Linked DNA regions of Homo sapiens: regions 1 and 2 are each linked to region 3. Evidence: chromatin contacts called from ENCODE Hi-C or POLR2A ChIA-PET data. All regions are on one chromosome and are shown on one strand. The core of a region is the stretch at or near the end of the contact, and the rest is flanking DNA. Distances in the headings are between cores, read along the strand shown.

The links. Hi-C counts contacts between places; a loop is a spot of excess contacts on that map. ChIA-PET counts read pairs that join two places held with the same protein, here RNA polymerase II (POLR2A). Pooled maps may share reads with other maps.
Region 1: a pooled map shows a loop between it and region 3 (8-fold over the local background). The contact joins the promoter of INPP5B here to the promoter of MEAF6 in region 3. A Hi-C loop is called at or near these places in 8 of 50 pooled maps. POLR2A ChIA-PET finds 5 or more read pairs at or near these places in 4 of 52 experiments (CD4-positive, alpha-beta T cell, CD8-positive, alpha-beta memory T cell, T-cell and 1 more).
Region 2: a loop to region 3 is called in a pooled map, with 3 times the contacts of the local background. The contact joins the enhancer-like site here to the promoter of MEAF6 in region 3. A Hi-C loop is called at or near these places in 8 of 50 pooled maps. POLR2A ChIA-PET finds 5 or more read pairs at or near these places in 3 of 52 experiments (CD4-positive, alpha-beta T cell, CD8-positive, alpha-beta memory T cell and T-cell).

What each region holds. Positions count from the first base shown.
Region 1 is chr1:37,945,644-37,948,750 of GRCh38, forward strand. INPP5B (inositol polyphosphate-5-phosphatase B) reads right to left here and starts at 1,410. Exons shown (of 24, transcript NM_005540.3): 1 at 1,347-1,410; 2 at 609-691; 3 at 113-207. The coding sequence starts at 665. It also overlaps a transcript of LOC105378651 not described here. RefSeq lists enhancers at 1,232-1,761, 1,339-1,578, 2,968-3,107.
Region 2 is chr1:37,924,550-37,927,946 of GRCh38, forward strand. All of the region lies in intron 7 of INPP5B (inositol polyphosphate-5-phosphatase B), which reads right to left. Among named protein-coding and RNA genes, the nearest start is that of INPP5B, 21 kb to the right of the region's middle. RefSeq lists an enhancer at 1,614-1,853. Within about 2 kb of position 1,471, at least 5 of the 41 ENCODE cell types and tissues checked have a DNase peak (open chromatin) inside an H3K27ac peak, as active enhancers do.
Region 3 is chr1:37,513,017-37,516,493 of GRCh38, forward strand. It overlaps MEAF6 (MYST/Esa1 associated factor 6), which reads right to left and starts at 1,750. Exons shown (of 7, transcript NM_001270875.3): 1 at 1,641-1,750; 2 at 407-522. The coding sequence starts at 1,730. RefSeq lists a silencer at 1,335-1,934.

The sequences.
Region 1 (3,107 bases), core at 160-2,659, 430 kb after region 3:
TATTCTAGGAGACTCAGACCCTGCCCTGGAGGGACAGTTGAAGTTCAGCTGGAGGGTGCAGTGATGAACAACCCCATGGCCCAGACAGGTGGGGACCAAGCCCCTCACTCACGCGTGTTCCTGGCCGCCGTGCTCCAGGCGGTAGCGCACGAGTCCCAGGAGGCGGCTCTGCCGGCTGTCCCCCTCACACAGCACACCTTGCACCGCCTGCGGCTCAGAGTCAAGGGAAGACAACCCAGAGGCGAGGCCTCTCCCCACCCAGGCTGTCCCACCTTCCCTCTGTTCCCCTGCCCCCCCAGATTCACTGTGTGGCCTTGGGTGAGCACTCAAACCATGTGCTGAACTAACAGACAAACAGGCTCTCTAAGCCTTCCTTATCTATGAAATGAGGATAATAATCCCCAACTTCATAGGGAGTTAGGAGGATAACTGCGTATTTAAAGCATTTGGCTGAGAGTCCAGGACTCAGTAAGTACTTAGTAAATACTGATTTCCTTCTCCCCTGATGGTTCAGAGGGGCAGGAGAGGGGATAGACACCTCGACACCTTCCATTCCTCTTCCCAAGGCCAGGGCAGGCTCAGGGCCGCAGTTAGCACAGGAAGGATATGATGACGCAGTATTCCCCCTCAGCCAGCGTCTCCTGGATTGCCACAGACTGGTCCATGCTGGCCCCTGCTGAGCGCACACACCCTGTGGGAGGGGAGATAGGAGCCCCGCTTTGGTCAACAAGTTACGCATGGGGTGGTGGAGCTGCCTCAGAGGGGTTGGGGGCAGGAGGGAGGGGCCTTTGCAGAGGGAGATGGTACCGGGGAGGCCTGATCCTCCTCCTCCTCCTCTTTGTCCTCCCTAGAATAGGCCTTTCAGTTTTTAGGGATAGGGGTCCAGTCCCTTTGCCCCGCTGGGATCTACAGTTTGCTATACTGCCTTTGTCTGGGAGGGCATCCAGTTGCTCTTGAGTGTGGTCTATCCTTGTTGGAAGTGGGGTACGTGGATTGGAGAAGGGGACCTAGTCCCTTTGCTCCTAGGACATGGCTCTTCCTCTCTTTTGGGGACAGTTTTTGTTCTGCTAGCGCCTCTCTGGGAGGTGTCAGTGGTGTGTCCATGTGGGGTTCAGGGAACATCCCCTTACTGTCATTCAGGAGGGTCCCATTCCTCTTTCCTTGGAGACAGGAAGTGTCCCATTGCTGCTTGCCCTTCACCCCCGCCCCAGCAGGCCCATTGCATCAGCTGCAGGCCGGGGGTTGGGGGGTGTCCCAGCCCTCAGCTTGCCCACTCCCTCCTGCCCAGCCCTGCCCTGGCTTTCCTGCTCTGCTCCCACCCACAGCTCCCTGACATTGTCACCTACCTCCTGAGCTGTCACCACAGGGCGCACGGGACTCCGCTGCCCCAGGTTCCGGGACAGTGACTACATTTCCCAACAGCCCCTGCGCCACATGGTGGTCAGTCAGCCTGCAAGTCCCAGCATGCCCGAGTCAATCGTGGGGTGGGGAGTCTCTCCATCCGTGTTAACCCCTTAGGCCCTGGGGTACACTGGGCTTCCTATACCAGAAAGGTTTTCTAATGATTGCCCTCACTCCCATCCCCAGCCCTCTAGGTCATGGGGCCAGAGCTTCCCACCCAGAAGGAAGATGGTCACATTTTATCTTAGGGGAAGAATATAATGCATTTTTATTTTCTCCTTAGTTCCATCCTCAGCTCTTCTCACTCCAGGGTAGACAACCCGGACCTCTACTGAAACTCTTCCCCTAAAATAACTACCTTCTCCTGGTTTAATGGAGGGAGAACCAGACTATGAAGAACCATTATGTCCATTTTCCAGGTGGAGAAACTGAGCCTTGGATAGGTTAAGCAGTTTGACATTAAGTCCTGCAGCTAGCAGGTGGCAACACTGGGACTCCACTGAAAGTCTGACTGCAACTCCTGGGCCATTTATACCGCTACACACTGCCCTATTTCCTCCCTTAGCCCCACCCAGCCCTCCTGCCACACAGGGCTGTTTGAGGCTACTGGGTGTGAACGCACTTTATAAAGGGTATGACACTGTTCCTGTCCGGCAACGTCCTTCCCCTGATCCGCCTGGCTTTGTGACCTTGGCCAAGACCTTTCTTCCCTTGGGACTCAATTTCCCCATCTAAGATAAGGAGGTTACCCAAGATGGACAAAAAGAGCCAGCACAGGGACTGGGCACAGTGGCTCATGTCTGTAATCCCGGCACTTTGGAAGGCCAAGGAGGGAGGATCGCTTGAGGCCAGGAGTTTGAGACCCCATCTCTAAAAAAAAATTTTTTTAAATTTAGCCGGGTATGGTGGTGCATGCCTGTAGTCCCAGCTACTTGGGAGGCTGAGGTGGGAGGATTGCTTGAGCCCAGGAGTTCAAGGCTGCAGTGAGCTGTGATTGCTCACCCAGCTCAGATAAGGAATGCTAGGATCATTCTCACTTGGCCTATTGGCTGTTTAATTAAGCTGTAAGCTCCCGTTGGACAGGACTATGCCTTTTCATCAACATACCAGCAGTTTCTGGCACACAGTTATCTATGGAGTTAGTGAATTACTTTCTGAACTATTTTAATAAATACACCTTCTCTCAAGCTTTGGCCCAAACTGAAGGAATGGGCCTTCAGTGCTGGGGAGGGGGTGACTGTTGTGACTTGTGAACAGTTTCCCTTCCTCTTTCCCCAAGTGAAGTGGCCATCCTAATGACCAGTTCAACTTTGCATATGTAAACCCCTTCCAGAAACAGTCGTTGCCTTCTTCTCAATCCATTTCTTTTCCTGGAAACATCCACAGCACAAATGGAGCTCAAGTTTATTTGAATTCAGTGTCTAAGTCATGTGGACGATGAGGGGAAAGGGGATTGACTCAGACCCTTAGGATCAAGGGGTGGGGTCACTGCAGGGAAGCAGAGGAACCCCAATTCCAGCCCTGCTCTAGTGTCAAAGCCTGGCGAGGAGGGTCTGGGCAAAGTAGATGGGGCTGTGTGCTTTTTATGATGAAGAAACTGTCCCTGCAGGATTTGGGGGTCCTCCCACTGGGTGGGGGTCAGGCAGGAGGTTTTCTGTTTTTCCAGACAAACCCTATCCTCTCCCTGAGATTAGGGCTGAGGGCCT
Region 2 (3,397 bases), core at 221-2,720, 410 kb after region 3:
CAGGAGGCAAACATTCACTCCCATTTTAAAGACATAAGAGGAAAGTTGAGACACACGTTTAATATCGTACAAAGAGGTCAAGCGCGGTGGCTCATGCCTGTAATCCCAGCACTTTGGGAGGCAGAGGCGGGAAGATCACTTGAGGTCAGGAGTTTGAGACCGGCCTGGGCAACACAGGGAGATCTCGTCTCTAAAAACAAAAAGAGGCTGCGCATGGTGGCTCACACCTGTAATGCCAGCACTTTGGGAGGCCAAGGCAGGCTGAATCACTTGAGGTCAGGAGTTCAAGACCAGCCTGGCCAACATGGTGAAACCCTGTCTCTACTAAAAATATAAAAATTAGTCCAGGCATGATGGCTCACGCCTATAATCCCAGCACTTTGGGAGGCCAAGGTGGGCAGATCACCTGAAATCAGGAGTTCAAGATCAGCCTGGCCAACATGTTGAAACCCCGTCTTTACTGAAAATACAAAGAGTAGCCAGACATGTTAGCACATGCCTGTAATCTCAGCTACTTGGGAGGCTGAGGCAGGAGAACTGCTTAAACCCAGGAGGTGGAGGCTGCAGTGAGCAGAGATCACACCACTGCACTCCAGCCTGGGTGACAGAGTGAGACTCCGTCTCAAAAAAATAAAATAAAATAAAAATAAAAATAAATAAAAACAAAAAGAGAAAGTAATAGTGCACCAAGGAACCATGAAGAAAAGAAAAAGAAAAATGTCCAGGCCTCTTGACATCCACTTTGTTTAAATTCTCATCATTGGCATTCCAAGAAAGAAAGTCTCTTCTCATTCATATTTGCTAGCTTCAGTTCATGTATGGATCACCAATAACAAAACTGTTAGAGCGTAATTTATTTTATATATTTATCTATTTAAATTTAGAGATATCACTATGTTGCCCAGGCTGGTCTGGAACTCCTCAAGCAAGACTCCTGCCTCAGCCTCCGAGTAGCTGGGACTACAGGTGCGCACCACTGTGCCGGGCTAACAGTATATTTTAAGTAGCAAAGAAAAACATGCAAGTCAGCTAGCATCTATCCTCCAACAGTACAGTATCTTTCCTCTAATAAATATATTGATGCCTCCCTCTTCCTGAACTGTCCCTCCCTGAGGATTTTTCTGTTCAAAGCTCCACTTCTAACTGAGTGTTTGTGGGTCACCTCACTTGCTCTCAACAATAACTGCAGAATTCCAAAACAAACTGTTTTCAGAAGAAAAAAAGAATCTTTAGGGGGTTCTCTTGTACTAGAAACATAAAACTGGATTAAATGGCCCAAAGAAGGAAAATGGAGAGGGGAACAACAAAAGGAAGAAGAAAAACGAATACAGTTCTCTTTTGTTTAAGGAAACAAAGTGACTTAAAATAAGTTACTTAGGAGCCTGCAGAGCTTCCCACAACGGTGGAAATGATGGGCAATATTTGTTCTCTAAGATAAACAAAAGCAAATTTATTTTCTCCATGCTAAAAGGATATGTTGGTCACACAAGTTTTACCTATTAGTACTGACAAAACAAGATGAAAGAGAGAGTGAGAGAGAAAACCACCCCGGGGGCTATTTTGCTAACATGCTCTCTGGCTTCTACTCTGGTAAACTAGGTTACCCTTTATGTTACCCTGAGATATAAATAGCATTCATTTCCTTTCACTGGCATGACAGACTTTAATACTTTGTTTCCTGGGTCCAGAAGAAAAAATACTTAAACACATCCCCTTGTAAATTTGAGTTACTACAAAGCTGGTTCATTTCTTTTTTTTTTTGAGACGGAGTCTCACTGTCGTCAGGCTGGCATGCAGTGGCGTGATCTCAGCCCACTGCAACCTCCGCCTCCCAGGTTCAAGTGATTGCTTCAGCCTCTCAAGTAGCTGGGATACAGGCGCACGCCACCACGCCCAGCTAATTTTTTATATTTTAGTAGAGATGGGGTTTCACCACGTTGGCCAGGATGGTCTTGAACTCCTGACCTTGTGATCCGCCCACCTCGGCCTCTGAAAGTGCTGGGATTACAGGCTTGAGCCACCACACCCGGCGAAGCTGGCTCATTTCTAATCAACTTTGGATTAAAAAAAAACAAAATGTATTTGCTATTACTGCTTTGTTAAAATAGCCCAGAATGGCCCCTGTGGGACTTCTGAGTAGCCATTTCCTTTTTAGTGCATAGTTCAAAACCCTCCAGAACACAGCTCCAGGTTTTGCATGTACCCAGGATGCAATGCAGGTGAACATTTTACAGACTGACTTGGATAAGTACTGGGCCCTGTACAGGATCCTCAATGGGGTTTTCTGAATAAGAGCAACTTCAGTTGCTAGATGGAAATAATGAGGTATTTCTCCCAAATCAGACTTCACTCTTTTTAAGGAAAGAAAAAGCTGCAAAAGGAAGTTAACAGCATCCCTGGTCATCTAGTGGTTAGGAAGAAAAAAAAAGAAAAGAAAAAAGATGTTAAGAACAGTGAGGCCAGGCGCGGTGGCTCACGCCTGTAATCTCAGCACTTTGGGAGGCCCAGGCGGGCAGATCACAAGGTCAGGAGATGGAGACCATCCTGGCCAACAAGGTGAAACACCATCCCTACTAAAAATACAAAAATTAGCTGGGTGTGGTGGCGTGCAGGTGCATGTATGTAGTCCCAGCTACTAGAGAGGCTAAGGCAGGAGAATTACTTGAACCCGGGAGGTGGAAGTTGCAGTGAGCCAAGATCGTGCCACTGCACTCCTAGCCTGGTGACACAGCAAGACTCCGTCTCAAAAAAAAAAAGGAGCAGTTAAATAAGTGCAGGAGCAGAAAGACTCCTACCAATCTACCGATTCAACTACCAATCTAAAGTCAGTGCAAGCTGGGCTTGGCAAGAGAATCACGTGAACAAGCTGCCACTCAACCAAAAGCATTACCTGACTTCAACACCACAAGTTACCTCCTAGACACTGGTCTGAACCTGAAGACGTGGATTCCAGTCTGAAACTAGCTCCATTTCATTTTTCTTTTTCTTTCTTTTTTTTTTTTTTTGAGACAGAGTCTCGCTCTGTCACCAAGGCTGGAGTCCAGTGGCGCAATCTCAGCTCACTGCAAGCTCTGCCTCCCAAGTTCACGCCATTCTCCTGCCTCAGCCTCCCGAGTAGCTGGGACTACAGGCGCCCACCACCATGCCCGGCTAATTTTTTTGTATTTTTAGTAGAGACGGGGTTTCACCATGTTAGCCAGGATGGTCTCAATCTCCTGACCTCGTGATCCGCCCTCCTTGGCCTCCCAAAGTGCAGGGATTACAGGCGTGAGCCACTGCGCCCGGCCTCATTTTTCTACTATAATCTCTACCAAGCTCAGCCTAACACTCCTGAATTCAGCAGAGACAAATCAAAGAAAAGAAAGGACATTTTGAAAGAATCATCAAAGATCATTCC
Region 3 (3,477 bases), core at 500-2,999:
TCGTCTCTACTAAAAATAAAAAAATTAGCCAGGCATGGTGGCACGCACCTGTAATCCCAGCTACTCAGGAGGAAAAAGAAAAAAAGAAAAGAAAAATACTGTGAGGGTAGAACTCATGACTGATTAAAATGTGTAAAAAATTTAATAGAATGCTATTGTATAAAGATACTGTATTTAAGCCTCACACAACCCTGTGCCATAGGCCCAACTTTCGCTATTTTACAGATGTGAGCCTTGTCTAAGATTATTCGGTGAGGCAGTGCCTGAGCCAGAGTCCAAGAGTTCAAGTCCAGATCACACCACTACTTTACTACTGCCTCCAGCAAAGTTGCCACTAAGAGCATACAGTCCTAAAAACAAACGTTACTAGGGCACAATAGGAACACTACAGGCTTTCGACACTCACTTTTGGTTGGTCAGATACCGATCCCAGCCACGAATAATATTGCCATACATCTGAGTGTCTTCCAGGTAGCTTCCCTCAAAAGCATAGATCTGTCGCTCCAAATTTGCCAATGTTTCCTGAGAGATGAAAAACAAGGACATGAATGATACCTTTTAAATGCAAACACTTAAGTCTGGCCAAAATGAAATCCTGATATTAGACTCGTAAACGCAAGCTTGCCCACACTAAACCACCCTGTGGAGAGATGGAAGATACGGGGAGGAGGAGCCGTTTAGGACTAAGACAGTCTAGACCTTTGGGGGTGATGGACCCCTGAATGTATAAAGCATGTCTCCAGAAAAATACACACACACGCGAAATTTTGCATATACTTTAGAGGATTCACGGAAACCATGAGTCAAGAGCCCAGGCTAACGCAGAACTTGGGCGATGTCCACTCCCACGCACAAAAGGTATCGCTACCAGGAGAGGGAAAGGTGAGCAGCCTTTCAGCGTCAACTCGCTCCCCTCCCCGCAGGCTCAAGAGAGGCCGCCGACACCGGGCTGCCAGTTGCTATGGAAACCTAGAAGGGCAGCTTCAGGTGAGAGGGGCCTCCCGGGTGCCCAAGCCGAGACGCGGGGGCAGGAAGAGCTTAGCCACCAGAGTGCATTGGGCCTTGGGTGCCTGTCACAATTCTGAATTCTCCGGAATGTGTTCTTCTCCCTCGCCTGTCACCTTCTAGATGTTCCCAAACACATCACAACCCTGTCTATCAAAAACCTCCATTCAACGGATCTACTCCCAGTACCAAAAAGAACACGCTCCCCACCAGCCTCCAAAGTCCAGACGGGGTGACTGGGTCCCCCTCCCACACTAGCCTCCTTCCCCACCCCCTCCCCGCAAAGATCACGGACTAGCCCGCCTCGCCCACCCCCGCGGCTCACTGACGCTCGCCCTTCCTAGCGCCCTCTCCCCGGGCCCCGGCACCGTCCTCCCTCCACGCCCCCTCCTGCGGCTGCCGCTTCCCCTCCCCCTCCCGCGCTCCCGGCTCTCTCCCGGCTCCGGATTCGCACAGCCGGGAAGCTGAACCGCCGGCGGGCCGCAGAATGCGCACCCGGCCTCAGGCCGCCGAGCACCCGGCCCGCCGCGCCGCGCCCCCGGAGTAACAAACGGCCTAGCGCGGCCGGGCTTGGGGCCTGGAGGCGGGGCGGGCGCGGAGCCCCATGCCGTGCAACCCCTGTCCTAGCCCCTCACCGCCAGCTCCTGCTTCCGCTTCACGAGCTCCGCCAGCTCCCGCCGGGTGTCCGGGATCTGCGGCGGCGCCGCCTTGTTGTGCATCGCCATGTTGGGCTGAGGCGGGCGGCGGCGGCGCGAGGTTGGGGGCGGTCCCTGCGCCGCCAGGGGGCGCCCCCCCGCTCTGCGCCTGCGCGCGCGGCTTCCGGAGACGCGTGCAGCGCCGTGCCGAGCTTCGCTAAGGCCGGGGCTCTCGAAGGTCCTTCTCGGAGAGCTCTAGAGATGCGGCTTCTGCTTTCTGCCGTTTCCTGCCCCTCGGCTGGCCGCCGGCTTTACAGACGCCACAAATCCACCGCGTCCAAAGCCTAGCTCGTCCTCAGGCCTCCGAGTCTCCTGTGCGCCCCGCTTCAGTCCACTTCAGTGAATGACTTTCACTATCCACCGAATTGCCTGCGTCAGAAACGCGGTTTTCCTCACTCTGCACCTGGAGTAAAACGCGATCCCAGGTCAAGCTCTATGGACTCGACTCCGGAAGAGCTCGCGAATCCATTTGCTTGTGCCTGCGCCTTCTGCCACCTCACTAGTTCATTCAGGCCCTCCCTGTTTGGGGCTACATTATTCCAGCGGCTTATTTCCACCTTTAGCCCCACTTAATCCACTATCCACAGTGGTGCCAGGATCTTCCAGAAACAAATGTTATCACTCCCCGGTTTAAAGTCTTTCAGTGGCTTCCCATTTTCCCAGTGCCCTTTGGAGAAACAAGTATGTGTAGTGGTTAAGGGCACAAAACTGGAGCGAGAACTACCTTGTTCAAAATCCTATCGCTACATCGATAAAGTGTGCTCCTTTGGGCAAATAACCAAATCTCAACTCCCTCATCTGTAAAATACAAGCAGTAATAGAATCTACCTAATACATTTGCTGTGAGGAGTAAATCACCTAATATGTGTAAGGGGTTTGGCAGGCGCCAATGACTGTGCAAGTACGAGTTCGCTTTTATCGTTAAGTCCAAGGTGTAAACGTTGTTTTCACTTGGCCCCTGTGGATTTCTCCGTCCTCAGCTCTCCATCTTTCACTGTTCTGCAGTTTCGCTATCATAAGTCTAAGTGGGATATTTTTTCTTCCTTTTGTTTTGTTTCTTGCTTGGAAGTCTTTGGATTTCTATAATATGTGGGTTGGTATCTTCCACCAGTTTTGGGAAATCGCAGTCATTTTTCTTCAGATGCCTGTCTCATTTCTCTCTCCTTCTGGAACTCGAACATAAGAAGCTTTTTAACCTACCGTCTATATTTTCCATCTTTTTGTCCCTCTGTGCTGCATTCTGAATAACTGGTTTCGTGTGCGGATCTTGTAACCTGCCATCTTGCTGAACTCCCTTACTAATTTTAGGGGGGGTTGTATAGATTCCTTGGAATTTTTACATAGATAATAATTTCATCTGCAAATAAATAGGGAGTTTTTTTTTTTCTAAGCTGAGTGCTTTTTCTTTTTCTTCCTTATTGTGCAGATTTCCAGTAGTCTGTTAAATAAAAGTGATAACATTAGACATCCTTGCCTTGTTCCCTGTTTTAAGGGGAATGCAGGCCGGGCGCGGTGGCTCACGCCTGTAATCCCAGCACTTTGGGAGGCCGAGGCGGGTGAATCACAAGGTCGGGAGATCAAGACCATCCTGGCTAACACAGTGAAACCTCGTCTTTATTAAAAAATACAAAAAAAATTAGCCGGGCGTGGTGGTGGGCGCCTGTAGTCGCAGCTACTCGGAAGGCTGAGGCAGGAGAATGGCGTGAACCCGGGAGGCGGAGCTTGCAGTGAGCCAAGATCCCGCCACTGCACTCCAGCCTGGGCAAGAGCGAGACTC